2 separate regions of the Homo sapiens genome follow, and region 2 is linked to region 1. Evidence: chromatin loops called from intact Hi-C (ENCODE). Cell type or tissue: GM12878. All regions are shown on one strand. Links, peaks and the distances in the headings refer to the core of each region. The heading gives the core; the rest is flanking DNA.

Region 1 (16,342 bases), core at 3,224-11,223:
AGAGACAGGGTTTCTCCATGTTGGTCAGGCTGGTCTTAAACTCCCGACCTCAGGTGATCTGCCTGCCTTGGCCTCCCAAAGTGCTGGGATTACAGGCGTGAGCTACTGCGCCCAGCCTATGTGATTTATATTACAGGTAGAAGTAATGTATGCAATAATTATAACAAAATGAATAGAGAGGGAAATGAAAGTTTATAGTAGTATTATCTTCATATAGTATTATATGAAGGTAGATTATAACATACTAAAATGTACATAATAAATTCTAAAAACTAAAAGTCATTTTCATTTGTATATAGAAAACATCTTGCTATACAACTTAAATATATAAATAAATAAATAGATATTCTGGGAGATAAAACACATCTCAAGAAACATAAGGTTATTAGAATCATACAGATTATGTTCTATGACCAAAAGAAATTAAACTACAGATCAACAACAGACACATAATTGGAAAATATCCAAATATTCAGAAAATAGGCAACACATTTTTAAAGAACACATGCTTTGGGGAAGCAATCACAAGGAATCGATATATATTTCATTGTGTATATTATTTCCCAAATGCAATTTGTAAGATAAAGTTAAAATAAAGACTCTAAAACTATAAAACTTTCTATAAAACCACAAAAAAATGTAAAAAGAGAAAAAAAGAAATGTCTCAAATCAGTTATCTAAGCTGTTTCTAGTTTTTTAATACTAGTTGTTTCAGTAGATTTTTTTTGGAAGTGATAAGTCTAGCCAGACTGATCAGTGAAAAAAGAAGTGTAGGAAGACACAAAGTGACAATATCAGGAATGTACGAAGTGAAAAACTGTAAACTCTGCAAATATTAAAAGGATAATAAGGAATATTATAAATATTATAAATGTTTTTCAAAATTTTAATTAATTATTTATGTTGTTACTTTTTTCCGATACATTTGGTAAACTAGATGAAAGGAATAAATCCTGTGATAAATACAAACTACCAACACTGAATAAAAGGTAATTTACACAGAGTACCATATATATAATATATATATATATTTATATATAAACTAAATTCATTATTAGAACCATTCCCACTAAAAAAACCCAGACCGCAATGGCTTCAGTGGAGAATCTCACCAACTTGGAGAAATCCTAAGAATTCTACAAAGTTCTTTCAAAATATAGAAAAGGGAATATTTTTCACCTCATTTTGTAGGACCAGAATTACCTAATAGCAAAATGAGACAAAGGTACTACAAGAAAATAAATGTTATTATAAATGCAAAAGTCCTTAACAAAACTTCAGTAATCAAATTCACATATACATAGTTAAAGGACTACACTTGAGGATCAAGTGGGCTTTATCCTAGGAATGCAAAGTTTATGTAACCTTTAAAGACCTATCAATACTCACTATAATGACAGGCTATAAAACAAAAAAGTGATCACTTCAGTACACGCAGAAAAAAAAATTCATAAACCTTAAAATCATGTTTGTTATGGTTATTCTCAGCAAACCAGGGTTAAAAGATATTTTCTCATTCTGATAAAGGTTTTTTTTTGTTTTGTTTTTTTAATCTTCAGATCAGGATATCCACTCCTATTACTTCTATTTATTTACTAATTCTATTTACTCTTACTAATTCTATTTTCCTGAAATTCTTACCAGAATAAGGCAACAAAAAGGAAATAAAAGGTGTAGATTTAGAAAATGGTCAAATAAAATAGTTATTATGCACAGACAATATTATTTTCCATGTAGAAAGTTACAAGAAATGTAAAACAACTACTAGAACACATTTGTGAGTAATGCCACAAAACCCACGGTTATTAAACCATTTCTTTGTTATAATAACAATTAAAAATTGAGACTGAAGTTAGCACATACAGATACATCAAAAATGTCTAGAAAAATTTTAACATATAAAAATCTGTAGAAAAGGGGCTATAAAACATTATAGAGAAATAGTAAAGATGACAACTAAATAAAGGTACCATGTTTGTAGACTGGAAACTCAATATGATTAAGATGTCAGTTCTGCAATTTCACTCAAGATTCAGGCAATTGTATTTTGTAGATATCAACAAAATAATTTTTTACTAGAGATTCAAAAGAATTAAATAGTCAAAACAATTTTCCAAAGGAAGAACAAAGGTGAATGACTATCATTACTTTACATCAGTACTTTCTGCAAAACTACTGAAATCAAAATAATATGGTTTTGCCATAAGGAGAGAGTTTTTGCCATAAGGAGAGTTGATAAATGGAACTGGACATAAAATTCAGAAATATAACTATATATAGACAATGTGAAATTGTCTGGATACAATGTGAAATGGTACAGCCATTTAGAAAAAAAAAAGAGTTTAGAAGTTGTTTTTGTATAGATAAATATGCAATTACCTTATGATTGAACAATCTCATTTTTAGGAATACACTAAATAAAAAATAAAACGTACTATATAAATAGACTTGCATTTCAATGTTGAAAACAATATTCATATTAGCCTGAAAACGTTTCATAAGTGGTCAGTGAATTAACTACAGTTCATATGATGAAATAGTACTCAGCACTAAAAAAAAAGAAGGAAATAGGGATACACATTACAACACAGATGAATATCAAAATGCTTATGTTTCATAAGAAATGCCAAACATAAAAACTCCATATTTTATGATTGAATTATATAAAATTCTAAAAGGGTAAAATTAGGAAGACTAAAAGCAGATCAGTGGATATCAGAGAGCAGGGGTAGGAAGAAGGGGTGGACTGCAACGGGCATGTAGGATAAGAGAAATGTATCTCATGATTTCTCTGCTGTTCACATTATTGTATATGTTTGCCAAAATTCAAATGGTTGACTCGAAATTGGGAAAACATTCTATCAAAGTTATATTTCAATAAAACTGGCTAAAAATTTTAAATACTCTTATTGTCTAAAGGACAAGAAATACTTTCAGACCCTGATATTTCAGAATTAGACAATATAAAAATCAATTAAATGATGATAAAATTCTGTTGGTGTGATTAGATTATATTTCATTTTAAATTGATTTTCATTTAAAAAATTATTTTTAATTATTTTGGGTACATAATAGCTTATTCATGGGGTACATGTGATTTTTTGATACAGACAGACATGCAAAGTGTAATGAACAAATCAGGGTAATTGGGGTAATCATCACCTCAAACATTACCGCTTCTTTGTGTTAGGATATTCTAATTCTACGTTTTTAGTTACTTTTGAAAATATACAATAAATTATTATTAACTATAGTGACCCTATTGGGCTATTGAATACTAGATCTTATTTATTTTATTGAACTGTATTTTTGTGCCCATTTTAAGACTAATAATTGACTGTTTTATTTTCCTAACAGCTGAGCTAGCCTTATGGGACTGGTCATGGATCATGTTTCCCTGTATGGTCAAAGAAGAGAGACATTGTTATGGAACATAGCCAAGAATAGCATAGATTAGTTTGCAGATAGAATGTTCCTGTCATTATTATTAGTTTGCAGATAGAATATATATATTATTAGTTTGCAGATAGAATGTTCCTCTCGTTATCATAATTTCTCTCCATGATTATATGTTTCCTTTACTATATTCCACCACAAAAAAGGAAAAGGGAAAAGTTCTGTGGATCAAGGCTGAGATCACAATGTTTCTGGTATGAGGATATAAATCTCTTATGTCCATGTTCATTGCCTTTTCCTATTCAGAGAATACCTCCATAAACAAAAACACACATATAAATATACTAAAGGCATCTATATGTATAGTCAAGTGTTCTTGAGATAAAAGGATACTATAGTATAAGAACTTGACCTTGTTTAAGAGGTCAATACTAATGAAATGCACCCTAAATTCATGAATGGTCTTCACAAAAAAAAATCTTCCTTCAAAAAACAAATCAGTGAATTATGTAACTGTGCTTTCTCTGAACAAAATATCTAAGTCTTGCAATACACTATTTATGCCATCACAGAAATCAATTTTTATTGTTTTTGTATTTTGCTATTTTTCAAAAACAGAAATAGCTAAATTAGTTGTGAAGTGTACATATATTTGTAAGACTGTCCTTATTAATATGTAAAAAACTTCCTATTATTTCACAATTTACCCTTTCTCTGTAATCCTTTTACACTACCTTTTTGCTTCTCTTTGCTTTTTTTAAGTAGAACCTATTGCTATATCTTCCTGATCACTGATATTTTCTTCTAGAATGTCTAATCTGCTATTGATCACACCCAGATAAATTTGTATTTCACATATTTTATTTTCATCACGTTTCATATAGTTGTTAAAAAAATGTAATTTCTCTTCTCATTGATTATGTGTTTCTTTGAATATTTGTACCTAGATTTAATAATTCTTTAAACTCAGTGGTCTAATAATTTCATGACTTCTATCTTTTTCGAGTCTTTATATATTAACTGACTTTTACAATTATAGGTCACTTTTTTCCTTTCATTTAAAAATTAGATATTCCATATGGTTAAATTTATTTTGTTGAGTGTCTAGAGTCTATTAATCTTCCTTTCTTTAAGAATGTTTAGTTTTGCTTTTGATAGTTAAACTAGTTACAGTAGGGCCTATTCCTTTTTAGCCCACTTTAAAAGTTTTATATGACTAGTCTATGAAGAGCTTTAATCTGCCGACAGTTCACTCTGACTTCACCGTTCAATGTGCTAGTGACAACCAAGGAGGCTTTGTCTTGGCTGTTCAAGGGCTCAAAAATTTTCTTACTCTGTGTGAGCTGCAGAAGTTGTTCATCTTACACCTCCCAGTTTTTTCTTCACTGTTTCACGTACTTTTACTTAATACAAGAGGGGCCAGGCCGAACATGTAGAATGACCTAGATAGGACAACTGTGCAAATTTGTGAAGTCTTTTTGGCATAGTTTCCCATTTTTCTAGAACTCTGCTTTACAACTTTGAGCTACCTCAGACTCCAAAAACTCTTGATTTCTGCCTTTTCAACTCAGTGAAGCCCCCATACTCTGGGTTTCCCCTTTTCTCTGTCCATAGTTTGGAAATTGCTTCCCAACAGAAAGCTCAGGTAGCAATTTCATCTCTTTTGTTTCCTTTCTCCCAAGGATGGATTTGTACTGCCTATTGTCCAATTTTTAAAAATTTGTTTCACATGTGTTGTCTATTTCCTACCTGTATATGGAGGAACCGTTTCACCAATGGCTGAAAAATGAAAATCTCTTTTTTTTTCAAATTATTACACATCTATAGTTTATCGATGATAATTTCTTTTTCTTTTTCTTTTTCTTTTTTATTTTTCTTTTTTTGAGACGAAGTCTCACTCTGTTGCCCAGGCTGGGGTGGCATGATTTCAGCTCACTGAAAGCTCTGCCTCTCAGGTTCACGCCATTCTCCTGCCTCAGCCTCTCGAGTAGCTGGGACTACAGGCGCCTGTCACCACGCCCGGCTAATTTTTTGTGTTTTTAGTAGAGACGGGGTTTCACCATGTTAACCAGGATGGTCTCGCTTTCCTGACCTCGTGATCCGCTCACCTCGGCCTCCCAAAGTGCTGGGATTATAGGCGTGAGCCACTGCGCCCGCCCAGTATATCAATGACATTTTCTAAAGGCTATAACTAGGAAAGTTACTCTTTTCAAGAAGTGTATCTAGTTCTTTCTATTGTTAACATCTTTGTCATTTAAAAAAATTATATCTATATTAGCTATACAGTTATTAAGCCGTGACTTGGCCGAGCTTGCTGCCTGCTTTCTTTCCTCCCTTCCTTCCTTCTCTCTTTCTCCTTTTCTTTCTCTCTCTCTCTTTTTTCTTTCTGCAGAAATGCACTATACTCATAGAAGAGCAATTGTCACTCAATACAGATTTCCTTTTATCTTGTGTACAATGAATTATTGCACGTATATATTGATTGCACTCATCAATTGCCTTCAACCAGTCAAGATGAAAATGTTTTCCCTACTTTTTCCCATGAATACTTTGCTGTATTTCTAACAGTGAGGTTTAGAAGCTCCTTTCTTTTCTTGCTGTTATCTTTGCTCCCCATTCATAAGAGAGCTACAATATAATAGTAAATATTACCACCATAAAAAATAAATACAGAAAACACATTGAAACCAAATAAATTATTCAAAGCCTATTTCTAGGGCAAAAATGACACAATATTCAGCCTAACTTTGTCTAAAGTAAAATTATTAATATTGTGAAGCACAAATCCAATATGTGACAAGCAGGTTGGAATCCTTTATAACTAGAATTTCTCATAGAGCAGTGATTTTTGAGTTAAGATTCCCACTGGAGAGCTTTAGTCAGTTCTGATTTTTCCGGGGAACTCCTAAATCATTGCCGTTTAATCCTTTTGATGTCAATGTCAGGAAGTATTCTCCAGAAAACCAAAATAACTGGTCTCTTGAAGCTGCCTAGCAGTCTAGCATAGCACCAGAGGCTCTTTCTGATTCTTATCTATCTAAGGTTGTAAGTGAGTCCTGAAAAGGAAGAAGGGAAGGTGCTGAATTCTAACTTGCCTCAACACTTTGGTCCCATGCCAGCTCTAGATCTGAATGTAAGAATTGGAAGAGGAAATTTAGCTACAATACAATTGAAGGCCTTATTTGGTTTTAACTGCTTGATCAATGTGTTTTTAATTTTTCGTCTGACTTGCTCTATTAAATAGTTCTGAACATCAACCAAAATCAGAAAGAAAAGCTTATCATACTAATTTTGATTCAATGATGAACGTTTTGTTGTCACCCCTCAACATTTAATTCCCAAAAATAAATATTCCAAGATGTTTTCATGTTGCTACTATATTATGGTTTGTCTAGATCTTTAGTGATTCTTATTTTTCTCTTCCACTGATAATTCTCTACAGCATGCCTGATTTTGCTAGAGTCAATGAATGGATTGAGAACAGCACTTGAGGGACAGAAAACGGACACTATTCTGTGCACAAAACCAAGGAACCAAAATACTTAAAAAAAAAATAAAAGATTTTTTCAGTGTCTTAAGACCCACAAATAACCTTGAAGACAAGAAACTTTAGTTCTATTACATCTTTGGAATTGCTGAAAAAGCTGTAATAAAAATAAAAGTAGATAAACATTGCCACCCAGTGTTCAGTTTCAGGTATTGTATAAATTACAAACCTAATATCAGAGATTTTTCTTTCTTTATCCACAAGGTTCCAGATTAAGTCTTTAATCATTTATATCCTGAAAGATCTTGCTTCCTTATTTGGGAATCATATTCTATCTCCAAAAATTGATTTGTTTATTTCAATCCGATATTCTTTTCAGCATTTCGATGGCCTTGTATCTCAGAGTAGCTGGAATTTATTCAACATCCTATTAAAAATATCTAGTTTTAAATAGCGCAATAAAATATGTATGTATGCATATGCATCAGTGTACATTTTTCCTTGAATAATATTCTGTATCTTTTCATCTAAAATCATAAATGATTATAAATTTAATTTTAAAAGGACAAAACCATTATTTTTAGTTTCCACTGTTTAGTATGCATCTGCAGTCAAAAAAATTTTGGAAGGTAAATTAAGATCCATTGATGTGAATTTTCTATTTACATAGTGATATATTCAGACACATACTCAATGGGAGTTTCAAACATACATACCTCATTGCAAAGTCTGAAGTAGCATCCCCACTTTCTGTCCTCCTAAGTTCATAAACGTAAAGAAGTTACACTAAACATATGTGTTACTTATGACAACTCGTTAACCAGTTTCTTTTGCCTAAAAATATATTCTAATTTTAAATCAATTCTGTAGCAATTCATGAAAAGAAAATTTTAGTGAAACAGAGTTGGTAACAAGACAAGTAAATATTTAAAATATTTAGAAAGGTACATGGAGAAAGATACAAGAGAAGGCACATATCCTTAGGAGAAAAAGACTGGTGCCAGGAGAAAAAACAAAACTATTTTTGAATTCTAAAAATTGCCTAAATTCCAAATAGAGTGTCCTTCTTCATTTGCATCTTTTTAAAGACTAATTAAATCTCAGTATAATTCAGCATCATATATCCTGCATGCTCTAGTTTTTAAAGGAGAGGATGAAAAAGGAAAAAAAAAACACCAAAAAACTCCTACTTCTTTTTTATTTCTAGGTAGACACACTCATTAATAGATTTGTTTTAATAAATGCTATTTTTGTAATAGAAGTCATCATAATCAGTTAAGAGAGAAAAGCCTAAGAGCTTAGACTGAGACAATGCCTATTGAACAAGATGAAGAAAATAGAGCTCTCCTGAGATTTATGATTAAAACCAGGATGAGTAAAAAACAAAGCAGGAAAAGAAATAGTGTCAGTAATGTCATTTGAAAGCAAAAATCATTCAGTTCCATAAATTAGCTACGTATAGTGCAGCAGTAGAGAAAGAAGGGTATTCTTTTTGCATTGTTACAAGGGAAGTGGAAAATAATTAAATGATACTGTAATCAGAGAACAACTGTTGTATATCTTTAGCCAAAAAAGTTTAGAAAATAAAAATATCAGCTCAGTGTGATGGCTCATGCCTGTAATTCCAGCACTTTGGGAGGCCGAGGCAAGCCGATCACTTGAGGTCAGGAGTTTGAGAACAGCCTGGCCAAGATGATGAAACCCCCGTCTCTACTAAAAATACTAAAGAAAACCAGGTGGGATGGCGTGTGCCTGTAATCCCAGCTACTCAGAAGGCTGAGGCAGGAGACTCTCTTGAACCCAGGAGGCAAGAGGTTGGATTGAGCAGAGATTGCACAACTGCACTCCAGCCTGGGCAACAGAGTGAGACTCGATCTCCAAAAAAAAAATAATAGTAATACATATGTTTGTGTGTGTGTGTGTGTATATGTGTGTGTGTGTGTGTGCATATATATCCTTGATGAGTATTTTTCTAAATGCTTGTGAGCTAACATTTTAACAATGTTTGCTCTATCTTTCTTTGGTTTGAGGTTTTAGTCTGAATAAATGACAATTTTTTTAGCTTTTCATTGAAAACAGATAAGCAATGTTTTTTTAAAATTTTCTTTTTACATACTATATTTTCTGTTGTCTATGAAGGTTGTTTTATAGGTAGTGACTTAACAAATCTAAAATTAATTACCATAATTACATTTGTAAACATGAAGGGTGAGTTTTATGCAATGTGTAATTTTAAATATAGTCACAAAAAGACATGATAAATAGTTGAGAGGATGGATATGCTAATCAACCTTATTCAATCATCCTACAATGTATACACTTGTCAAAACACCACATTGTACTCCATGAATATATACAATTTATACTTTTTCAATTAAAAATTGTAAAAATTAAAAAATAGATTTTAAAAAAGAACTTTAACTCTTTCCTCAGTTACTAATTTTACTTCAGCTTGACACCCTCTCTAAAGGGTGGGGAAGAAAAGGCAAAAACCTGATTATTTGCATGTTTTGACAGCAAATTTGTGCAGAGCTATCAATTCGAATAAAGGTTTCAAAATCATTAATGTAACTTGGATATGTTTTTCTTGTTTTCTCTTTAGGAAGAATTAAATACAATAAATTTTAAGAATATATTCTTATATAATCTTCCTGAAAATAAAAAAAAACATGCCTATGTGATAAATGCCTCTTTAGAATCTTAAAAAATTGAAGTAGATATTGATTTCCCTTGCTTTAGCATTAAAGTAAAAACAAATTCACAGTAAACATAAACTAACCTATACACATTATGGGGCTTCTGAAGTCAAACTCTCATACATTTATCAAAGCCAGAGCTTTTTTACATGAGATATATGTATATGCATATATATATGCAAGATATATATATGAAAGATATATATATATATGCAAGATAAAATAAGATTGTCCTGTAATGATTTTTTTACTTATTTTCATCTTTCTGAAATGCGAGTAGATGACATTTTTAATGAAATCTGATGGTAAAGAACCAGCAATAACATAACTTTCTCTTGAATTTTATTTTCTGAACAATGTCCTCCATCCTTAACTGTTTTAATTTTCTTGCGATGGAGTCTATCTTGTTGCCCAGGCTGGAGTGCAGTGGCAAGATCTTGGCTCACTGCAACCTCCGCCTCCTGGGTTCAAACGATTCTCCTGCCTCAACCTCCCAAGTAAGTGGGATTACAGGCACACACCACCATGCCTGGCTAATTTTTGTGTTTTTAGTAGAGGTGGGGGTTTCACCATGTTGGCCAGGCTGGTCTCCAACTCCTGTCCTCAAGTGACCCACCCACCTTAGTCTCCCAAAGTTCTGGGATTACAGGCATCAGCCACCAGGCCCGGCCCACCATCGTTAAAGTTTTTCCCTCTCATACTATAATTGAGTGCAGGCCTGACTTGCAAGGTCAAAAACAGGACTAAGTGCAGTGAAAGGAAAGTGATTTTATATCTAGAACTAGCAGTGGGGAAGCAGGCATGCTACATCCCACTAGAACCAACTTCAATAGTTTGGGCTGAAGAAAAGGGTTTAAAAAGGGGAAGCTTGATATGGGAGGTCTGCAGGAGTTGTACAAGGTGCAGAAACTGTGAATCTTGTTCTAATGCCTGTATTGAGTTATGATCCACTGGGAGTGTGGGATGGTGTCATCTTGACAGTAACCAGGCTGTAGATTATTGGTTTTGAGGCAATCATTAAGTGGAGGTGAATTCTGCAGCTGGGCCTTCATGCCTGGTTTGTTTTCAGTTAGGCCCTGGAATTTCTTAATAAGCATATAGTTAGGTAACCTTGCATGGGGTAAGGGGGAACATGGTGGGAAAGAGAAGGGAGGGGAATTTCATAGTAGGTTTCAAGGCTATATTTTAAGATGAAGAAAAACAAGTTTTCTACCTTTTGCTTTGAGGTTACATCTTGAGACTGGGAAGGAAGGAGGAAAAAAAACGTTTAAAATGCATTTTGAAGCTAACCTACTCAATTACAATACTAGATATTGGATGAGAAAAGACTGTACTCCAAAACTGTGTCTTAGTGTACAGGGAGGACACATTCAAGAAACTAACCTAGAAATGATTAACCTATTGAAACGGGAAAAGTTCCCTTGTCCACCTCACAAGGCATGTGATGTGGTGTGGCTCACTTCTTCAGTGCCCTGCTGTTCAAACCTGTATGGGAACATACAGATGGGCAGGCTGTGGGGCTCCGACCCCATGGCAGTGTCTAAGGGGTGAATGTTTACAGCTCCTGAAGCCCCACTGGGCGTGTGTTACAGGATGCTCTTTTAGTTTTGCGCGTTTAGTTTTGCCATCTATAGGCGGCTTATGTTAACCAGCTCAATTAGACCCTCTACCTTGTCACAAGGACAGAGGGCTTTCTGTATCCCGGGTCCTTGCCTTGATGTACCTGGAGAATCAGATCACACCTGGGCTTGGAGAATGAGTGCAAGGTTTTATTGAGTGGAGGCAGCTCTCAGCAGATGGGGGAAACCAAAAGCAGGATGGAGTGGGAAGGATTTCCCCTGGAGTTGGGCTGTTCAGCGGCCTAGGCTGTCCTCTGACTGCCCCAGCAAAACTCTGTGTTGTTCTGCTGCTTGATGGCCTGCCTGCCAGCATCTGTTGGTGTGCTCTTCCGCCTCCACGTCCAGCTTCTGGTGTCTTCTTCCTTCAATCCACTCATCTCGAAGTCCAGCTGCTTGTGTGTCTGCCTACTAGGGCCTCGGGGGTTTTTATAGGCACAGGATGGGGGCACCGCAGGCCAGGGTGGTCTTGGGAAATGCAACAAAAATGCTTGTCCTCACCTAGGTCTGTTGGGGTGGAGCCCTAGGCAAGGACCACTTTCTCCTCTACCCAGCACTTCCCTTCCCCACTTCCGGATCATTTGAAGGGACCACACTCTTCTCTCCTCAGCTCTCCCATATCAGTAAGATGAAATTCTCAAAAAGCTTCCACAGCCACAGGAGTCCCTACACCTGGCTGAAATATGTCTTTGATTGTTTATTCACCTTGAGAGATCCCCAGACACATCCCTTGGGAGTCTGAAAATTGATTGCCAATGACTGCTGCAGTTGCCCTCGCATTGAAGGTGAAGAGTGAAAAGATATTATGGTAATGAGTTAGAATTTTCTGTAGTGTTATAGAAACTTCCCTCTCCATCTACTAATGGTGTAATCTAAACATTTTATATTAACGAATGTACATGGATTTCACTGTCTACACTAGGAACTGAAAAGATGAAATGTCTTCAGAGACCATGCTTTCCCCTTTCCCTGTGTTTCCTTTTCCTCACACATTAAAACAGTGTTGTTGACTGGGCGCGGTGGCTCACACCTGTAATCACAGCACTTTGGGAGGCCAAAGTGGGCGGATTACTTGAAGTCAGGAGTTTGAGACCAGCCTGGCCAACATGGTGAAACTCCATCTCTACAAAAATACAAAGATTAGCTGGGCATGGTGGCTGGTGCCTGTAATCCCAGTTACTCGAGAGGCTGAGTCAGGAGAATCACTTGGACCCGGGAGGTGGAAATTGCAGTGAGTGGAGACTGCGGCATTGCACTCCAGTCTGGGCGACAGAGCAAGACTCTGTTTCAAAACGACAACAACAACAACAACAACAGTATTGTTGTATTTCTAGGCATATCTCAGAGAATACCTGGAGGCTCCTTGGGAAAGAAACCCGAAGGTACACTAAGTTATTTTTAAAAATTTATTCATTGCTTTTGTGTTTTATAAAGTATGAAACAACAAAATTAGAATGAGAAGGATTCACTTTATCTTCCTAAAATGTTGCCTTTTGAAGTTGAGGCTCTTGACTTCACATAACAAGGATGAGTTATCTCTTTTATTAGAATAGCTCATCTTCTTGTCTGCTCAGATATATTTGCACTTGACATGATTTTTTTTGTAACCATTTTCATATGGAGTCAGCTGTTTTCATTGTGATCTAAACAGAAATTTAAAGAAGAAATTTTCAGAGAGGTGTGTCAATGTGTGGTTGTCTAATACCTGCAGAGAAAACTTTATGTTCTTACTATCGACTTTGACATGGTAATGTGGAAAACTGCAAGACCTAAACTTTCAAAACTACCTATTTTCATATGGAAGTGCTCACCACTAAAAAACTTCAATATAGGTAATCTAATATATCTAAATTAAACCTTACAGTTATACATATCACATAAACTCAGATTTTTTTGTGGTGGGGACAATAGGCCATAGTACTTTAACCTTTAGATGATTTTTGCACTGAATTTATCTTCTTAGAGGTATGAATGTTCTTTCTCTATAGTGGCTTTGTGTAGGCATCACTGTAAACTGGATATGGTGCAAGTTTATTAGAGTCTTTGCCTAGATATTCAGACTTGTAATGTTGGCTGGAGGACAAGAATTGCATACTCCTATGTTGGGAAAACAGTCATCATCAAACTAGGAAAGCTTAACATTTTCATCTTTAGTGAACTCTGATATGTTAGTCTTAGATATGATTAGTGCACAAGCTAGTTCTATCTCTGCCCATGTTTGAATATTACACACACGTACACACACATACACACACACACGAGCTATTCAAGTAAAGGAGATGAGTCATCCTTATGAAGTCAAGAGCTTCAACTTCAAAATGTGTGTGTATGTGTGTGTGTGAGACACACACACACAGAGAGAGAGAGAGAACTGGGCAAACCTGATATGTTGATGTTAGATGTGAGAAGTGCATATCTGACTCTGGATGTATAGTTCACACGCATGCATATTGGGTAGCACATTTAAATAAGGTGTGAAATACTTTCCTGGATGCAGACAGCTCTTGTGTGTTGATAATGATAAAGTATTGTGGCCAGATGGTGCTTTAGAGAGATAATTCATACATACAAACACTCTAGAGAGTGGATTCAGATTTACCTTGACTGTCTGTGCTTGAATAGGCAAGAAGGTTACAAAGTAACTTAGGTTATATGCAGTGGAGTTCTTGTTTAGCACAGAACAGCATTTCAGAGGGTTTTCTGTGGAATTCTATATCTACAGGATGTAAAGAGAGAGGTTACTTTAAAAACTGTTCTCTGGTAAAGCATACTTGTAAAAAGTAGGATAAACAAAGCTGAACACTTATTCACTGAAAGATTGTTCAGAACCCTTGTTTTGTGGGTTGTGATTTTCCATGGATGGAATATAGTAGGCTCCATTTCCCAAACTTATTTAGTCCTGACCCTCTTTTTGCATAGAAATCTTTAAGAGCTAAAAAAAAAATGGGCATATGACAGAGAAAATACCAAAAAGGATTTCTCTTAGTGATTTTTTTTAAATTAATGCAGTATTGCAGTATGTTTACTGTCAAGATTTTTTGGGTGTGTTGGAGATCTACTAACTGTTTGACAGGATAATTTCAAAAGAGAGAAAAAGAATATTTAAATAACCATGAAGAAATATAAACCTAGTTTTCCGTATAAGCACTCTGATTTGCCTCATTATTCATTATTTAAAAAATAATTGTTGTTAGATACCATAAATTCATGCAAAATATATGTTTGAATTTATGAGTTGGCAATTCAACTGTGTAGTGTAACTTATTCAAGTTACACATCTATAAGACTAGATGATGTATATTTTTTGCATTGCACTCTTTGCATCTAGCATAATGGGATGATTTTTAGTCATTTCTAAAATATTTGATTTTTCTTTGTATTTTCTCATTGAATTATAAGTACTGTATTCTAAGGATTTTAATGAAATGAAGGCACATTAAAATCATAATCCATGGTAATTCAATGCAAATCACAATTCCTTTGACAATTATTTCTACTATTGAAAAATCAGGCAGTCTATTCCTTACAAGCAGTTTTGCTTCCAACTTCTTAAGGCAAAATACTGCCCCTCCACCCCCACTGACCTCCGGAGCTGCAACATAAAGGAAACATATTTCTATTACTTCCAAAGGATGAGAATATTGGGATCCCATATTTAAATTCACCAATTCCAAACACAAACAAGAGAAAAAAGTGAAAAGCATAGCATTTATTTTAAAATGCATATCATCTAATTCTAGAAACAAAATTTAGACACCACAGAACACACTAGATAATGCAATTTCTACTAAACATAATAAAAAGTGGATACTATTATATCCATCAATAAGAGATTTCTATTTAGTGTTAAAGTTAATCTTGAAGGAGCACTAATGATTTTGACTAGCACAATTTACACACATACATACATACAGATACATACGGAATTCTGGACTCTGTGAATATTAAAGCTAAAGATGTTACACACCTGGGCAGCTTCAAGCTCAATGCATCCTGTTGTAATGAAAAAGTAAAAGAAAGCAGATTAAATAGGAGATGTTAGTAAGACAAATGCATGGATCTGATCCCTGGGAGACATACTTTGAACAATTACATGTGATTTTCAGAATCCAAGCTCAACTCCAACATCATATTTGGTTAATACTGTTTACTATTTTCTTTTTTGAGTCTGCTACTGCTACCATTGAAACAAGAGGTTTATACTGTATCAAGTAATTGAGTAAAATATTTTTAGGTTACTCAAGAAATGCAAGGAGCCTCTCAGAGTTATAAATTTGTTACAACTTTGGTATGATCATATATAGTTAACAAATGTACAACATGTGAAATAATTTGTGTACTACCACACACATAAATATTTAATACACTATTAGGAAATTGACAGGAATTTATTTAAAGGAAAATGAATATTAAAATGTAGAAAGATATCATGGAAACTTTTCCTCACAGCTTCTTAGTCTGAAGAAATTAATATTGCACATGTTAAATGATGAAAGTTAAATTGCAATCAGAAAGCATTTATATTAAAATACACTATTTATTTAATCTGCCAAGGCCGGAATCTGCTAAGTGCATTACACTCTACAAATGCAGTTCATTTGAAAAACCAACAATTACTAGGCTATTTAATTTTTTTCTTACCTATTTCTGTGACTATTATGTGAAGGTATTTTCATTTTGTAAAATCTGTAAAAGCCATTGTAATGTGTTTTTCTCAGGGATTACACCTTGACTTTCACATTCTAGCTGGGTGAATTCATAACCAATTTCTATTTTTTAATTTAATGCATATTGTTGTTTACCATTTAACAAGTACTGTTCTGTAGTATATTTCATATTTATTATTGTTTAAATAATTTAATTCGGGTGCATTTTGTTTTTAAAATATTTTACTGAAGTTATTTAAGCATTATATTTTGAATGATAGTGTTCCTTTCTCAATAAAAAAAGTACAAATGTTTATAGTACCTACTATCTTGTAAGCAGAAATTGATGCATGCGTTTTTAACTGGTAATATTTAATATTAAGCAATATAAAATCATATCCTTTGTAAGCCACTTCTGTTGAAGGCCTTCATTCAACCATTTTAGCAAATATCTATGCAACCTGCACAGAATAAACAGCACATTCATGTATGACTCCATAT
Region 2 (16,342 bases), core at 4,950-12,949, 200 kb before region 1:
GTCTTGAACAGGTTGTTTTGTTGGTGTTTTACTTTTTAGTATAGATCATCTCAAATATAACAGTATAATAAAAAGAACTTCCCATATGCACTTCACCCAGCTTCAAAAGCAACTAATATTTTGTCTTTGTTTTATTTATATCATCTACACTATCTTATTTTTTCCTTTATTTTCTCTGTATTCCTTTTTAACTTTTTTGGGTTATTTTAAATAATTCAATTTAAAATTGGATAATTTTAACTAACCCTTTCTGTTTTACTGGGTTATTTTAAATTAAACAGTAAATATATTTTCATTCCACGTATAAATACTTAAGTATCCATTTCTGATAAATGCAATGTTTTTAATATAATCATGCTGTTATAACACATAAATTTAACAATAATCTCATAATATAAAACATCCATCATCAAACACCCAATTCACACTCTAATGTTTTCATTTTATCAAAAGATGCCTTTTTATAAAAATCCACATATTTCTTTCTTTTTTTTTTTTTGACAGAGTCTCACACTGTTGCCTTGGCTGGAATACAATGGTGCAATTTCGGCCCACTGCAACCTCCACCTCCCAGGTTAAAGGGATTCTTGGACTCAGCCTCCCAAGTATATTTCATTTTTTAACAAACACTTTAATTCTCACGTCAATATCATGATGGAATTTTCTCTTAAACTTTTAACCAGCTTGTTGTTTGAATCATGAAACAAAGTGAATTCATACACTGTAATTAATATATTTTTTAAAGACTCTATAAGTTCTCCCACAAACTCATTTTTCTTCTAATATTATTCTTAAGAAATCTTTTTTGCATATTTTATAACATTTTCAAGTCTGGATTTTGTGTATTACATTCTACTGTTGCCATTTAACATGTGTCTCTGTCTCTTATATTTCCTATAAACTGGATATACAGGCTTGATAAGAATACTACTGGGCTTTTTTTTTTTTTTTTTGGCTGGACTTCTTCAGTAGTGCTCTTGTACATTTCCCTTCAGCATCACAAAATGTATAGTTGTCTCTTCTTTTGCGACCTAGAGAAAGAAAAACAAAAGTTGATTCCAGCTTATTCCCATTATTTTTAAAAGCTTGAATAATGGTAATATTTTATTATTCCTTCTTCATTTTTTAATTGATATTAATTCATTAATAATTCATTAATTCATTAATAATATAATTCATATTATTAATGAAGAAATGTTGTTAATCATTAGTTGGTAACTCTAAAGGAATAGTAATTTTAATTTTATATACTATTTTCCAAAACAGTGAGAATTGGTTTCATGAAATTACCCTACGAGGTGTTTTTTGTTTGTTGTGGGTATTTTTTTTTTTTTTTTTTGCTGTTTTGATGGTTTTATTTAAATGAAAATAAAATGTGCACATGAGGTGTCTATTGATTTTTTTCTCTGCACAGCCTGGCATTGGGATTGGTGGCTCTGATGGCCAGCTGTGCTCTGGGCTGCTCTTTCTGTGATGGCTTTGTGGTTCTTGGAGGAAACATTGTAAGCAATCTCAGCAGAGTAAGATTTGTTGCACATCAGCTGCATTTCCAGCTCCTTGACTTTGTGGACCAGGAAATTCTGGAAGCTACTGGGCAGCATGTGTTTTGTTTTTTGTTGCTCCCATATGTAGGGCATCTAGATCCAGCCCTTGAACCTTCTACAAACCCTGTTGTCAATACTTCTGGGTTTTCACCAGTTATGCTTATTTTTGACATATCGTCTAACTGGCGCCAGATGGACTTCTTGGTCCTCTCTTTTTGACGATTTTGTGCTTCATGCAGGGTCTGAGTGCAGCCATGGTGCCAATTAGGAGATGGCTGCTCCTCTCTAGGCAGTGCTGAGATTTTCTTTTTTCTTTTCTTTTTTTTTTTTTTAACATTTATTTGAAGCTCAGGGGTACATGTGGAGGTTTGATACATAGGTAGACTTGAATCGTGGGGGTTTGTTGTAAAGATTATTTCATCACCCAGGTATTAAGCCTAGTACCCATTAGTTATTTTTCCTTATCCTGTCTCTCCTCCTGCTCTCCACCCTCCTATGTGCCCCAGTGTGTGTTGTTCCCCTCCCTTTGTCCATATGCTCTCATCATTAGCTCCCACTTATACGTGACAACGTGCAGTATTTGGTTTTCTGTTCTTTTCTTAGTGTGCTAAGGATAAGGCCTCCAGCTCCATCCATGTCCTTGCAGAGGACATGATCTTGCTATTTTTCATGGCTGCATAATATTCCATGTTGTACATGTACCACATTTTCTTTATCCTTATATGTGTGTTTTGGAGTGCTAGTATGACTTCATGGATTTAAACATTTTATGTGTTTGAAACCATTACTTTTTCTCCAAATTTATGTTTAAACGTTTTCAACTTTGGCCTGTGATAAGCTATTCAATTTGGCTCCTACATCCTTTTGACATGACCCTTGTAAACTACTATACATCTTATTTTTGATTTGAAAGGACGTTCTAGGACAGTTTTGTACACTTCATGCTCATATCTAAAATCTAAAAATTCTTGGTTTCTTTAGTGAGTAATGATATTTAAATACTACAATATGGACTGTAGTAGTACTTATTGCTTTTGGGTTGGTCAATGTTTCTAGAACTCTTTAATGCTAGAAATATGTATTATGTTTTAAAATATGTTAAGAGTTCAAGTGTAAAATAAAATTTAAATTCAGAACCATATGTGTAATCAGTATTTTTTTTTCACACTAAATAGACTCCAACATTATTACTTATTTGCTAGCTCAGAAAAGTAATTCCACAACACTACTAACAATGTGATACTGAGATTAGTTTAGACAGTCCTGCTCCCATTTTTTGGGTAATCACACCAAAGTTCCAAGTAAAATTATTGTATTTTAAAGTTACTTGAAGTAGTTTCCTTATTTGGGACTATTCTGTCAACTCAATATATTTGTGTAACTTTTCATTTATAAAGAGGTTACTTTTGGGCTGGGCACAGTGGCTCACACCTGTCATCCCAGCACTTTGGGAAGCTCAGGCAGGTGGATCACTTTATGTCAGGTGTTCAAGACCAGACTGGTCAACATAGCAAAACCCCATCTCTACTAAAAATACAAAAATTAGCCAGACATGGGGGCACGCACCTGTAATCCCAGCTACTCAGAGGCTGGGCTCGAGAACTGCTTGGACCCAGGAGGCAGAGGTTGCAATGAGCCAAGACTGCACCACTGCACTCCAGCCTGGGTGACAGAGTGAGACTCCATCTCAAAAAAGAAAAGAAAAGAAAAGAAAAAAAAAGCAGCTACTTAGTTACTTTTATAAAATTTAATTAAAAGAAAATCTTTGGAAAAATAGTGTATGGTTTTAAAGACAAATTTATAAAATATAGCACATTCAAAAACTTTAAATTATGGTAAAGACTTTGTATATGCACATTAAAATTTTCAAAATGAATATTCAGATGGCTGTGTAGTTAATAAATATTAAATAAACTGCAACAATAAACTACTATGACCTCATTGATGACCCTTTTAAAAAACATATAATGTTCTTTAATGGGTCTTATTAAATGTGTGAAGCAGTTATTGTCACAAACCTTTCAAACCCACAATAATTCAGTGAGGCAACTTTATGCTTTATCAGGCAATTTCATTATTAGCTGCTGGCTAATATCTCCTCTTTATTTGATTATATCAAGGTTTAAATATCTATTTCAAATGCAACAGAATTTTCCATTGATATATTAGAACTTTGTGTTTGCTACTTCTCCCTTATGAATACTAGACTATTTTAAGCCAAAGTATAATTCTTTTTTCCAGTAAAAAATAGAATGTTCTCTTGAGTATATATGGACACAAAGAAGGGAACAACAGACACTGAGGCCTATATGATGGTGGAGGGAAGGAGGAGAAGGATGGAAAATCTACTATGCGATGGGTGGCATACCTGGGTGGCATAATAATCTCTACGCCAAACCCCCATTTACCTGTATAACAAACCTGCACATGCAGCCTTGAACCTAAAGTTTTTAAAAGTTGTCCTTTTTTAAAAAGAATATTTGCTTTGGATTTCTTGGGGATATGCATCCTGGAAAAATAATACTAATTTATCTTGATATCTATAAAATAATTTTCAGTCTGAAAAGTAGATTAGACTTAACTTATGAACTGGATTATCATTTAATTTTTTTTTAAAAAAAGATCAATGTTTTCAAATTCTAAGTGGTTTCAATTTTTTTTGAAATTGGAAACTGTTAAAGTTGAAGCTAGTGTTTGGGGGGAATATTAAAAAATGCATGTGCAGTACTGGGACAGAGCTTCCCTTTCTCCAGAGTTTCCCAATTTTCATCCTTGTACTACACTGTAATACTTAGCCATAATGTTAATTGAAATATAAGCAGCACTAAAGACTGAAAATATTTTAAACTATAAATTGTGGGTGAAAAGTATTGAGTATTTTGTACCACCTTCCACATTTAGGCAAAGATAGATTGAAATCAAGAATAGAAATAATTTAACATCTCACTAGACAATTACTTGTTAGATTTAATAGAAAAATAACTGTCATGGTGGGACAGAAAGTCCAGAATTTCCAAAAATCTAGAAAATCTCTGGATTGTCTAGTCAACATGATTTAAAATTTTCTTCTAGACTAAGTCAATCTATTGGCAAACTGGAGATGAAGACTTAAATTAAGAACCAAAAAGTTAGATAGTAGTACTTGTAATAATATTGTTAAATTATTAATTAAATCAATTATTAAGTATTTATTATTAAATTATTTATTATTTATTATTATTAAATTATTAAATTAAATCTTATTATTAAATAATAAGAAACAACCCCATGGAACACATCACAATATTACTTTATTGTGTATCATTCATTATCAGTATGTTTGCATAAAAGCAAATTCTATCAAGTCTTGGTATGTGAGTCCTCATCCAAGGACACACGTTTTTCTATCCAAATCTATAAAGCTGAATGCCAGAGTCTTTAGGAAAAATTCACATAATATGAATTATTTTCCAAATAAATAAATATTATATGTATAAATAATATATAGAAATAAAACTTTTGCTTTGATATGGCCTGGATTTTGTCCTCACTCAAATCTCATCTTGAATTGTAATCCCAATGTGTTGGGGGAGGGACCTCATGGGAGGTGATTAGATCATGGGAGCAGTCCCCCCATGCTGTTCTCATGATAGTGAGTTTTATGAGATCCGATGGTTTTATAATGGGCTTTTCCCCCTTGGCTTGGCACTTTTCTCTTCTGCCGCCTTGTGAAGAAGGACGTGCTTACATCCCCTTCTGCCATGATTGTAAGTTTCCTGAGGTCTCCCCAGCCATGTGGAATTGTGAGTCAGTTCAACATCTTTCCTTTATAAACTACCCAGTCTTGGGTATTTCTTCATAGCCAGATGAGAACGAACTAATACATGCTTGTTTCCTTATAAGATCATAAAACATCCAAAGATGATGGCTTGCAATGATTAAAGTTTTTAAACATAATTCACTATTCTATTCAGTAAATGAAATATGGATAAAAATAGTTATTTTATAGTAAAATGTAATGTTACACTAATAAAAATAAGAATTTCTTTGATATATTTATTTGTATAAAGCCAAAAAAGGATCCAAGTTTGTCACAAAGTCTGCAATGTAAAATTACTCTCTATAAGATAATGATACAAAACAAACATCTGAATTGTATAATTTCTTTTATTTTTGTAATTTGGAAACATAAGCTGGAATGATTATTCAAATCTACATATTTATTTTTAAATAGATTTTTAGATACTGAAACACATAGATATCTTTTAGCTTACAAAAAAAAAATGATACTATAGACTAAGAACATGACCTTAATCAAGAAGTTTCACCACATGGTTCTCTGAAGAAGTCTGGATACTGAGGGATGACACGATCCCTGGGTTCAGCCTGTTCACCATCTCAAAGGGATCGGAGTTGGCATTTAGCTGAATGTGGAGCAAGAATAGACAGACTGCTACGCTGCTCTTCTGTTCAACAGCCTCATCACAAAGGACAGGTTCAACTTGGTGCAGGGTTTTGTGCTTGTCAGAATAGAATCCTACAAAAACATAGACAAATGTCATCATGAAAGCAGATATAGAGCCTGTAACCTTCATAGAAAGGGCTTTGGAAAAAAATAAGTCACAGGTTACTGCCTTTTGACATATCCCCACAAATTGGCCATGAAAGCTGTTTCCATGGTGATTTTACATCCAGCCATGACCTCTAATTCTCTTAGCTTTCCAGATTCATCTTTCCATTTACTATAACCTTCAAGATACGTGTTATTATGCATAATGTGATATTTGGTTGACGATGTTTTATTAAACTCATTTTGATTATCCAAGTTTAAAAAATGGGGGCTAGAAATAGCATGGTTGATTTCAGTGTTAAAAAAAAAAGACTAAAGAAATTGACCAATGGTTGAGGCTTAGCTCAATCAAAATTGCTGTGAGACTTTGAAAATGTCATGTCACCTATCTGAAACCAGGTTCCTGTTGCATTAACCATACAATTTTTGTTTGTCTATAACATCTGTAGCAAGTCTTCTAAGCCAAACATTATAAAACGTTATAATATGAATAATTTCGTTTTACTATTACATGTTATGTAAATGTCTGTTGACTTATTCCTTTGAATAATGGCAACTCACATTCTGAAATATTTGATAATGACAGTCCTCAAATAAATAGCAATTTTGACACTCGAATTAGAACAATGAAATAGGCCATAACATAGAAGAATACATTCATTGACTTAAAACCCATCATCATGTATTAATATGTCTGAGACAGTTAAAAGCTAATCAAATGCAATTTTAATATCAAAGAATGTGTCTGATGTTAAAGCCAAAATAATAACACAGTGAATAAAATAATTAAAAAGGAAATAAAACAACAATTAGATACTGCAAAATAGCACAGTTTCTGACAATGCAGAAATGATGACCCAGTCTAATCACTGTATTAAACCTAGAATAATAGTTCAGAAAGTCGTTTTATACGGTTTTGCAGAGTAGATATTTGCATATTATATTGGAAATTGAAGCATAGAATTGAACTCTATTAGTTCATTTACCCTCACTTGTTCTAATAAAATGTTTCTTTACAAACCACTTCACTCCATTAATTATACATTTTATGCAGCAACATTTGAGATCATCACAGAATTTTCACTGAAGCTGAAAATTCCAATGAGATAACTCTTTAGATTTTGTTGGATAAAAGGAGGACACTGGAACCTGACAATGAAGCAGCATTGTAAATCTTCTACTTTGCATTAGAAGGTGTTTTAAACCATGTCTATTAGTTTCCTTCTATAACTACTGTCTTGCAAGCTAGGAAATGTTGGTATCTGAGAGTAAGTCTTGTTATTCACCAAAATTTATTAAATTATGCAAGTCAGTTTATTTCACCAGAAAATGATGATTCCGAAAATGTGGCTGGTATTGGCTGGTGTCGCCTCAAAACAGAGTAGATGATTCCATACTAATGACTTGGTTGAAGAGAAATTTATTTTCTACTACCTTTTCTTGAGTTTGACATTTAGTGCACTTCAGAAAATCCAAACTGGCTAATGCTTTGTTTTGTTTCTTCTTGCTTTCATTTTGCAAGCTGATATAGAATGGCGGTGCTACTCAAACTTTAATATGCATATTATCACCAGTGGATCTTCTTGAAGGGCAGATGTTTCTAATTCAGTATATCAGTAGTGGGAATTTGAACTTATCTGCATTTCCATCAAGTTCCCAGGTGATGCCAAAGCTGCTGGACTGTGGACCATACTTTGAATAGCAAGGATTGAGAGGTAGAAAACTACTGGAAGCAGCATCTCTTACTGCTCCACTCCCATTCACCTGCCTGGGGACACAGAAAAATAGCGTTAGTTATTGAAAGAGTAAACCAGCTTGGCAAAATTTGTAGTTATTTTAGATTCTAGGCAGGAAAAAGCCACTAAAGATTTTCACTGGAAAAGAAGAATATTAACTTTTCTAGCTTTCAGAAAAGTGAACATAAAATGAATTTTGAGCCAAACATCATAAAAAACAGTAACAGCAATAGTAATAATACATGTGTATTGTGTGAATAGAGGGCAAAGATGATTACTACACCAGGATTGCTGAATTCTGAGTCCCTGTCTGCTGAGAGTGGATATATGTAGTCTTTTCCAGCAAGTACTTTGAATTTCAGGAGAGCACACAAAATAAGCAAACAAACAAGCAAAAGAGGTAATAAAAAGATCCAACAGCCTTGTGGAAATCATTTCAGCTTTTCTCTGTACTAATAATTGTTAGGTCAGTTTGCAATACACAGGGAAATTTTTCCTCAAAGTCTGTGCAAAGGTAATTCAACTTAGACATCACAGGCAAAAAATAGAATGGGAAATGTAAAAAGTTTACCAGGTGTAATTGAATGAAGGACAAGTTTCCTAATCTCTTGTTTACTCTGTTGGAGATATATTTAGGAGAATTTCCTAGTCTGCTTTATAACTTCCTCTTTGGCCACTATCTTGACCTGGAATAATTACAAAAAGAATGTATTAGAGCACAGTAATATTGTCCACAGAAAATCTGTCTATCTGTGCTCATGTCCTCTGGCATCCACCTAGCTTTGTAGCTCATTTCGTTTGGAAAAGAAAAAATAAATACAGAATATTGCCACTTCCTGAGTTACATTTAGGACATGATGTTGTTACTAAATTTACCGTCTTTCACAGTAACATAACCTATGCAATGAGATTTTTTGAGAAGTAATTTTATTTTAAATAAGCGTTAGTATAGAGGCATTTAATCTTGGCAGATATAATTTGCTGTCTTTCAGACATGCTACAGTTGGCGGAAGAGATTACTTTTGTCATGCTGATAAGAAACATGCCATGTGATGTACTATATCATATCAAGTGATGTTATTGAATGACATAGACATCAAATAACACCTTCCCTCAAACCAACCCTTTGTGTATGCACTGTCAGGTTGAATGAATTAACAATAGCAACATACAGGTTTCACACAGACTTTCAAAAATTTTGAGCATTCATATTATGTATTTTTCACAAGGAAGCTGTTTCTTATGTATTTTATGTTAAATTTGAAAAATATATATACTCTGTGTGGATTCATTTTTATGATGTACTTTTTTCTAAAATTGTTTAATATTTATGTTTCAAGTTTTAGAATTGCAGTAAAATCCTATTGTAATTGCCAATGTTAGTGTTTGTCTGACTGTGATTTTTAAAAAATGTAAACCAAAAAATCATTAGGACAATAACAGGTATGATTTCAAGTTATATAGCTCTTAAGCTCATTCAACAAATAATTTTATTTGGTTTTAGAAATAAAATATGAGCTATTTTCTTGTATTTCATTATCACAAAGACAACGAAAACACTTATCAGTGAGTATTCATGTTACCATAACAAATAAGTATGCCACACTAAATTCAGACTGTATGTGATACAAGCCTGCCATCTACTGACTACACAGGAAATAGAAACCTACTTAGTCACAAGAAATGGATGAAACACTTCACAATTAATATTTAAATTTAAAGTAGGATAAAGTAATATTCTATATTTGACCAGTTTTCAGTTCATAATGATAAAAACACCTTAGCACAAGTCTCAGAAGTAGATTAGTATCCTAGTAAATAATTATTTAAAGACAATATAACACATTCAGATACTAATATAATCAATTTTTCTAATCATTAGCACTGCATTGAATCATTCTTGAGAAAAGATGACCTCTAATGAAAATAAATAATTTGAAGTTTCTTAACTATATCATAACCTGCCATGTTAAAAAGTAGTAATAGAGATTATAAAATTTTAAGTTTGTATAAATCCAATGCTTACTCAGTGATGAAAAACTAGATAAGAAAATGTTGCACACTGGACAAAACATATGTAATTACTAGCATTTACAATAATAAAGCTTTCCTTTTACAAAGAATGAAGGTAAAATTTATTGAAAAATCACAAGACGTGCATGTTATGAGGCTGTATAAAATATTTTTGATATCACTTTAAAAATTAGAAAAGACGTACCATTTATGTCTAAGTCAATATTCATTTCTGTATATTTAAACATGCACAGAAAATAATATTCTGATAGATAAAAAATTGGTGGCTATCATTAGGATAGAAGAAGGATGGGGACATTCTTATATTAAGGCCTTGTTTAGGAATAAAAATATTTTAAAATAAAATAAAAGTCATATGGTCAACCATGTTCTACTTTACTTCCCCTTGTGTCATCAAATTCAGTACATAGTTATATTTTATTCGATATTTAAATTTTCATTTTTATCATCAAGCATTTTTATTTGAAATGGAATTATGATAAACAGTTATAGGCACATGACTTTGAGGGTTTTAGTTTTAGTTTTGTTTTTTAAATGACAATCTAAATTGATAATATATCTTTAGAAGTACATATGAATGCAAACAGCAAGTGGTACAGAAAAAAAATTTCATTAAAAATTTAAGATAAATTCTAAATTGATCAAACAAGCCCAAAATACAAAATCTACAAAATGTCAACCTCTAATAATATCTTGGTCATTCTCTGTTGTTTAAATACTTCAAGACAGTCCTAGGTGATAAAAATTGGAGAATGTCAAGAGTTTTAATTTTTAATCATCTTTTCATGTTGATAATAAATGAGTGGGAATTGGGCCATTATTTAAAATAGAAAATTAAAAGATTTGCAGCATTTATTAACTAGCTCTCAGGACCCTAATTATATAAGAAGTATAAATGCAGTCTTTATGTATAATAAAAAAAGTCATTTTTTAGTCTACATATGATCATTTTGTGTGTTCATAGTTTCATATAATAACATATTTTTAATTAGCATTGCAAATGAGTAATGTCAATACATATAAATATTTCATGATATTCACCCAATATAACAAAAAATAGATTACCAATATTTGAAACAGGAAAAATCAGAAACTTTTTTTTATCCTTAACAATATTGTTAATTTCTTATTTTCAAAGCTCCTATGACTCAGTTACCTTACATAGAATGCATTACTAGGAGAACAAAAAGGAAATAGACTAATAAGAGAAAAAGATTGCTGTAAATACCATGGCAGTTTGTAAGTCGTAAAACTTTCATAATAAACATAAGGCTAAAGATAAATCTGTCTATACCTTGTGGAGTTAATTAGCAATTGATTTAGAGTAGTGATAAATGGATACTTGCTATTATGATTCTTAAGAGCATTCTTTAGGGACTAAGTATGAAATATAAGTTAAAAGATTCCACTGCAAACAGATAACTTGATTGCTTTTCAGCTTAAGAGTTGGAAACTCTTAATGATAATACATTTAGGAAAACACCTAAGACAAAATAGGACCTAATGTTCTCTAAGTTCACCAAATGCCCTGTGATAGAGATATGTAGTATATAATATGCCATAAGATACAGATCAGAAACAGAAATGGGTGAACTGACAAGTTTAACTGATTATACCAACTGAAAAGACAAAGAATATGTTTGTTGCTGAAACATGCTGGACTGAAGAGCTATAGTTTTATTTTAAATCGAGTTACAATAACAAATAATACTAGTCAAATGTCAATTCCATAGCAACTAAATGAGTCCTAGCTTTCTACCAAGTAAATTCAAATCAGGAGTGAGAAGTACTCTATTTCCACAGCCTATTTTTCCTGCTAGTCTAAAAAGGCAATGCTTTTTAAAAGTCAGAGGTACTGAACAAACATAAGGGAAAATAATCACATTTTCAAAGCTACTTTGGAGAATAGAAAATTGATAACTTCGTGGACAAGAAAACTTTCATGGATATTTTAAATACACATGTTTAGCACATGCAAGAATGAATTTTGTGCAAATTTGGTGTCAATTACAACAGAAGTCAGAATTGACTGTGGTGTACATTCCTTAAACTTACACTTTATTTGGTGATAATGATATTACTCTAATGATGATTATGCAGGTAATGTATATAATGCCCTTAGCATGGTGCTCAATAAATGTATTCCCACTCAATAATATTAACAGCTTTTCCTTAAGCTTCAAGGGTTGTAATTCTAGGAGTCAATTACCTTTTTTTAATCCAATATAAAAGTATGCACCCGGGCATGGTGGCTCACTCCCGTAATCCCAGCACTTTGGGAGGCCGAGGCGGGCAGATCACCTGAGGTTGGGAGTTTGAGACCAGCCTGACCAACATGGAGAAACTCCGTCTCTACTAAAAAAAAAAAAAAAAAAAAAATTAGCCAGGTGTAGTGGTGCATGCTTGTAATCCCAGCTGCTCGGGAGGCTGAGGCAGGAGACACTCTTGAATCCAGGAGGCAGAGGTTGGATTGAGCCGAGATTGCACAACTGCACTCCAGCCTGGGCGACAGAGTGAGACTCTATCTCAAAAAAAAAAAAATAAATAAAATGTGTGTGTGTGTGTGAGTATGTGTGTACTAAAAAAATAAATAAATAAATACAAAATTAGCCAGGCATAGTGGTGCCTGCTTTGCAAGTAATCCCAGCTACTTGGGAAGCTAAGGCTGGAGAATTGCTTTAACCCAGGAGCGGAGGTTGCAGTGAGCCGAGATTGCCCCATTGCACTCCAGCCTGGGCAACAAGAGTGAAACTCCAACTCAAAAAAAAAAAAAAAAGTACGCAGCAACTTTGGTATCTCAGAGAAAAGTGGCTAATATGAAAAGCACCATTAGTAGTAGTGTTATAGATTTAAGGTGAAGCTAATAAATTTTTAACTGCAGGACAGATTACTGGATGGAAATTTGATAATACATTCACAGGAGTCATATGATTTTGTAAAATGTACACATAAATATAACTTTTGTATTATTTTGCTTAAATTGTCTTCACTCTCAAAATTATATAAGCTTCAAGACTCACAAACCAAAATCTACTTCTGGGTAAAATGTAGACAAAAAATCTTGTTGAACCACTAATATTTTTTCTTTTCAGATAAAATCATAGATTCCTGGATTTCAAATAGGTTTAAAGAAACATGTATGTAAATTATATGACTAAATCTCTTAAAATATCTTAAAGAGTATAGTTGCACTGCTCATAAAATTGTACAGCACAAAAATTGATAATTGTAAACAAAATCTTTATTCTTTCTTTTCTTTTGAGATGGAGTTTCACTTTTGTCACCCAGGCTGGAGTGCAATGGTGTGATCTCGGCTCACCACAACCTCTGCCTCCTGGGTTCAAGCAATTCTCCTGCCTCAGCCTCCCCAGTAGCTGGGATTACAGACATGTGCCACCATGCCCAGTTAATTTTTGTATTTTCAGTAGAGACGAGATTTCACCATGTTGGCCAGGCTGGTCTCGAACTCCTGACCTCAGGTGATCCACCCACCTCAGCCTCCCAAAGTGCTGGGCTTACAGGCATGAACCACCACGCCCAGCCACAAAATCTTTATTCTTTTTTCAAGGATTTTTATTCTTTTTTCAAGGCTTGATGATCTGCCACCGTTGATTATTGAATAATATATACTTCTATGAAAATATCATCCCACTTCTTTCTGCCATTTTAATAACCTAATTTGACATATTGCAGTTGAATGCTTATAAGCAAATGGTAAAGAATACCATTGGTTTTATGTGGTAGCATTATAATTATAACATATGCCATGAGAGTGCAGTACAGAAATTTGTGGCTCAAAATATATTTATTACAAGTCTGCATTGTGAGCATTTTATTATTTGTTTTTATATAGTTAATATATTGATCAACTAAGCATATTCACTTAATGTATTCATTCATTAATAATTTATTGAATGTGTACTTTGTTTGCAATTCCATACCAGAAAATGAGGGAAAAATTATCAGCTTTTAAGTAGGCCACAATTTAGTTGCAGAGGTAAAGCATGAGTGATTCTACAATGAAACATAATCATTTTCTATATTCTCAAGAAGAAGCAGAAATAGAACATCCATGATGAAAAGCTGTGTGCTACATGTTCAAAAAGCATTAAAACCTCAAACTTTATTCTAATGATCTTTTTTCAACTCTTAGAATATGCAATAAATATTTAAAGCTGATGAAAATTAAAAACAGCCAGATGCCTTATTATTCTATTTTAATTTTGTTTTTCAGTAGAACTGAGGGCTTTGACTGGAATGATTATTTCCCTTTATCTAGTGTTTTAGTAAATATGAATATATAGATAAGATATAGGAAAGTACTTATAACTAGTTCTGAAAGCCAAAGATACAATGCAGACACTAACAAACAGTAGCTGATATAGTTTGGATATTTGCCCCTGCCCAAATCTCATGTTGAATGGTAGTCTTCAATGCTGGAGGTGGGGCCTGGTGGGAGGTGTTTGGGTCATTGAGGCAGAATCCTCATGGTTTGGTGTTGTCTTCACAATAGTGAGTTGTCACAGGATCATGTCATTTAAAAGTCTGTGACACCTCCGGGGCCAGGCGCGATGGCTCATGCCTGTAATCCCAACACTTTGAGAGGCCAAGGCTGGTGGATCACTTGAGGTCAGGAGTTCGAGACTAGCCTGGCCAATGTGGTGAAACCCCATTTCTACTAAAAATACAAAAATTAGCCAGGCGTAGTGGCGTGCACCTGTAATCCCAGCTACTCAGGAGGCTGAGAAGGGAGAATTGCTTGAACCTGGGAGGCAGAGGTTGCAGTGAGCTGAGACTGTGCCACTGCACTCCAGCCTGGGTGACAGAGTGAGACTCCATCTCAAAAAAAAAAAGAAGAAGAAGAAGAAGAAGTCTGTGACACCTCAGCCTCCCACTCTCTCTCTTGCTCTTCCTCTGGCCATGTGGTGTGCCTGCTCCCCTTCACCTTCTTCCATAATTGTAGGTTTCCTGAGGCCTCCCCAGAAGCTGAGCAGATGCCAGCACTGTGCTTCCTGTAAATCCTGCCAAACTGTGAGCCAGTTACACCTTCTTTCTTTGTGAATTACCCAGTCTCAGATATTTCTTTATAGTATTATAGGATTGCAAAAGGATATCATAATGGAACAAACTTCTATTTTCCCAGCTTTCATCCTAACGCTTATACACTCATGGCTGCAGGATGGCCATCTCACCTCCTGCCTCATGTCTCCATTCCAGACTGCAAGAAGAAAGGAAGGGCTACAAGCCTTTTTATTGCAAGCCTTTGACTTTTTATTTAAAAGCATAAATGTGTGCTTACAATTCAATGGCCAGAACTATTTTTGCAAGTTACATCTAGATGGAAAATGGACAGGAGAAAGGTATTTAACTTTTCACACTCCACAGTAGAAGAAAAGAAGGTAGAAGTCACTCAGTTGAGTGACAAATGAGCCAAATTAGAGTGTATTTCACAATGAATATGCTCAAAGTGAATTGAAGAACAATATGGCTTTTATTTTTTTCAAAACATTTATAAAGCTTTTCAATATATCATGTAAAAAGCTACCATGTTAAAAAGGTATTTGTGCTAGCATATGTAACTTCTTCTCACATGTTTATTTCCTAATCATCATTACTTTGTATTTATTGTCTGATTGCTTTTTCATGCTCATTTTCAGATGGAAATCTCAACACAAGTCATAATAGCTTTAAAATCATTTGAGTTTTTTTGGTTACAATTTTTATTTATAATGCTTTGATGCTTGTATGTGGTATTTACTGAAAATGGATGAGTAAAATCGTTGTAATATGGAGAGGACTACAGAAACAAATCCAAATTACAGATAACATTTAACTTGTACAAATTTTATGGCAGACATTGTTTTATATGCTTTACTGATATACACTCACTTAATCCTTATAACAAGTCTCTGAAGGAGTAACCTTTATTTTTTCCATTTTGTAGGTAAGGAAAATAAAGTACAAGGAAGTTTAAGTAAATTTCCTAAAACCATATAGTAATTGGTAGACTGACTTAAACTGAAGAAGTATGCCCCCAGAATTAATGCTGTTAGACACTCTTCATGTCTGCCTATTAGTAACATTAAATCCAATATTTTTTATAAAACAAAATATTATTGTTAATGACTCATTAATTGCTTTTATCTGAGAGGTATGAATAACAGTTTTATTTAGATATTGTCTTAGTCTATTTGGGCGGCTACAACAAAATACCATACACTAGGTAGCTTAATAACAACAGAATTTTTTTTTTTTTTTTTTTTTTTTTTTGAGATGGAGTCTCGCTCTGTCGCCCAGACTGGAGTGCAATGGCACGATCTCGGCTCACTGCAACCTCCGCCTCCTGGTTTTGAGCAATTCTCCTGCCTCAGCCTCCTGAGTAGCTGGGATTACAGGCATCTGCCACCATGCCTGGCTAATTTTTGTATTTTTGTTAGAGATGGGGTTTCACCACGTTGGTCAGGTCAGGTCTTGAACTC

What was found. Hi-C counts contacts between places; a loop is a spot of excess contacts. Peaks named below come from ENCODE experiments on the same cell type or tissue, not always from the same donor. Only the 100,000 strongest peaks of a DNase experiment are listed, where the experiment ranks them.
Region 2: a loop joins it to region 1, with 3 times the contacts of the local background. A loop is called at or near these places in 4 of 110 quality-filtered maps.

Annotation. Positions count from the first base shown.
Region 1 is chr13:62,110,665-62,127,006 of GRCh38, reverse strand. No RefSeq gene overlaps it. Among named protein-coding and RNA genes, the nearest start is that of LINC00358, 89 kb to the right of the region's middle. In GM12878, for the core only: a CTCF peak has its summit at 7,062 (motif pointing left); a DNase peak (open chromatin) is centred at 6,488.
Region 2 is chr13:62,313,445-62,329,786 of GRCh38, reverse strand. LINC01074 (long intergenic non-protein coding RNA 1074) reads right to left here and starts at 8,482. Exons shown (of 2, transcript NR_149075.1): 1 at 8,401-8,482; 2 at 7,389-7,861. It overlaps LINC00459 (long intergenic non-protein coding RNA 459), which reads right to left and starts at 6,130. Exons shown (of 2, transcript NR_047038.1): 1 at 5,833-6,130; 2 at 940-1,031. It also overlaps the pseudogene RPL32P28. In GM12878, for the core only: a CTCF peak has its summit at 9,456 (motif pointing left); a DNase peak (open chromatin) is centred at 9,416.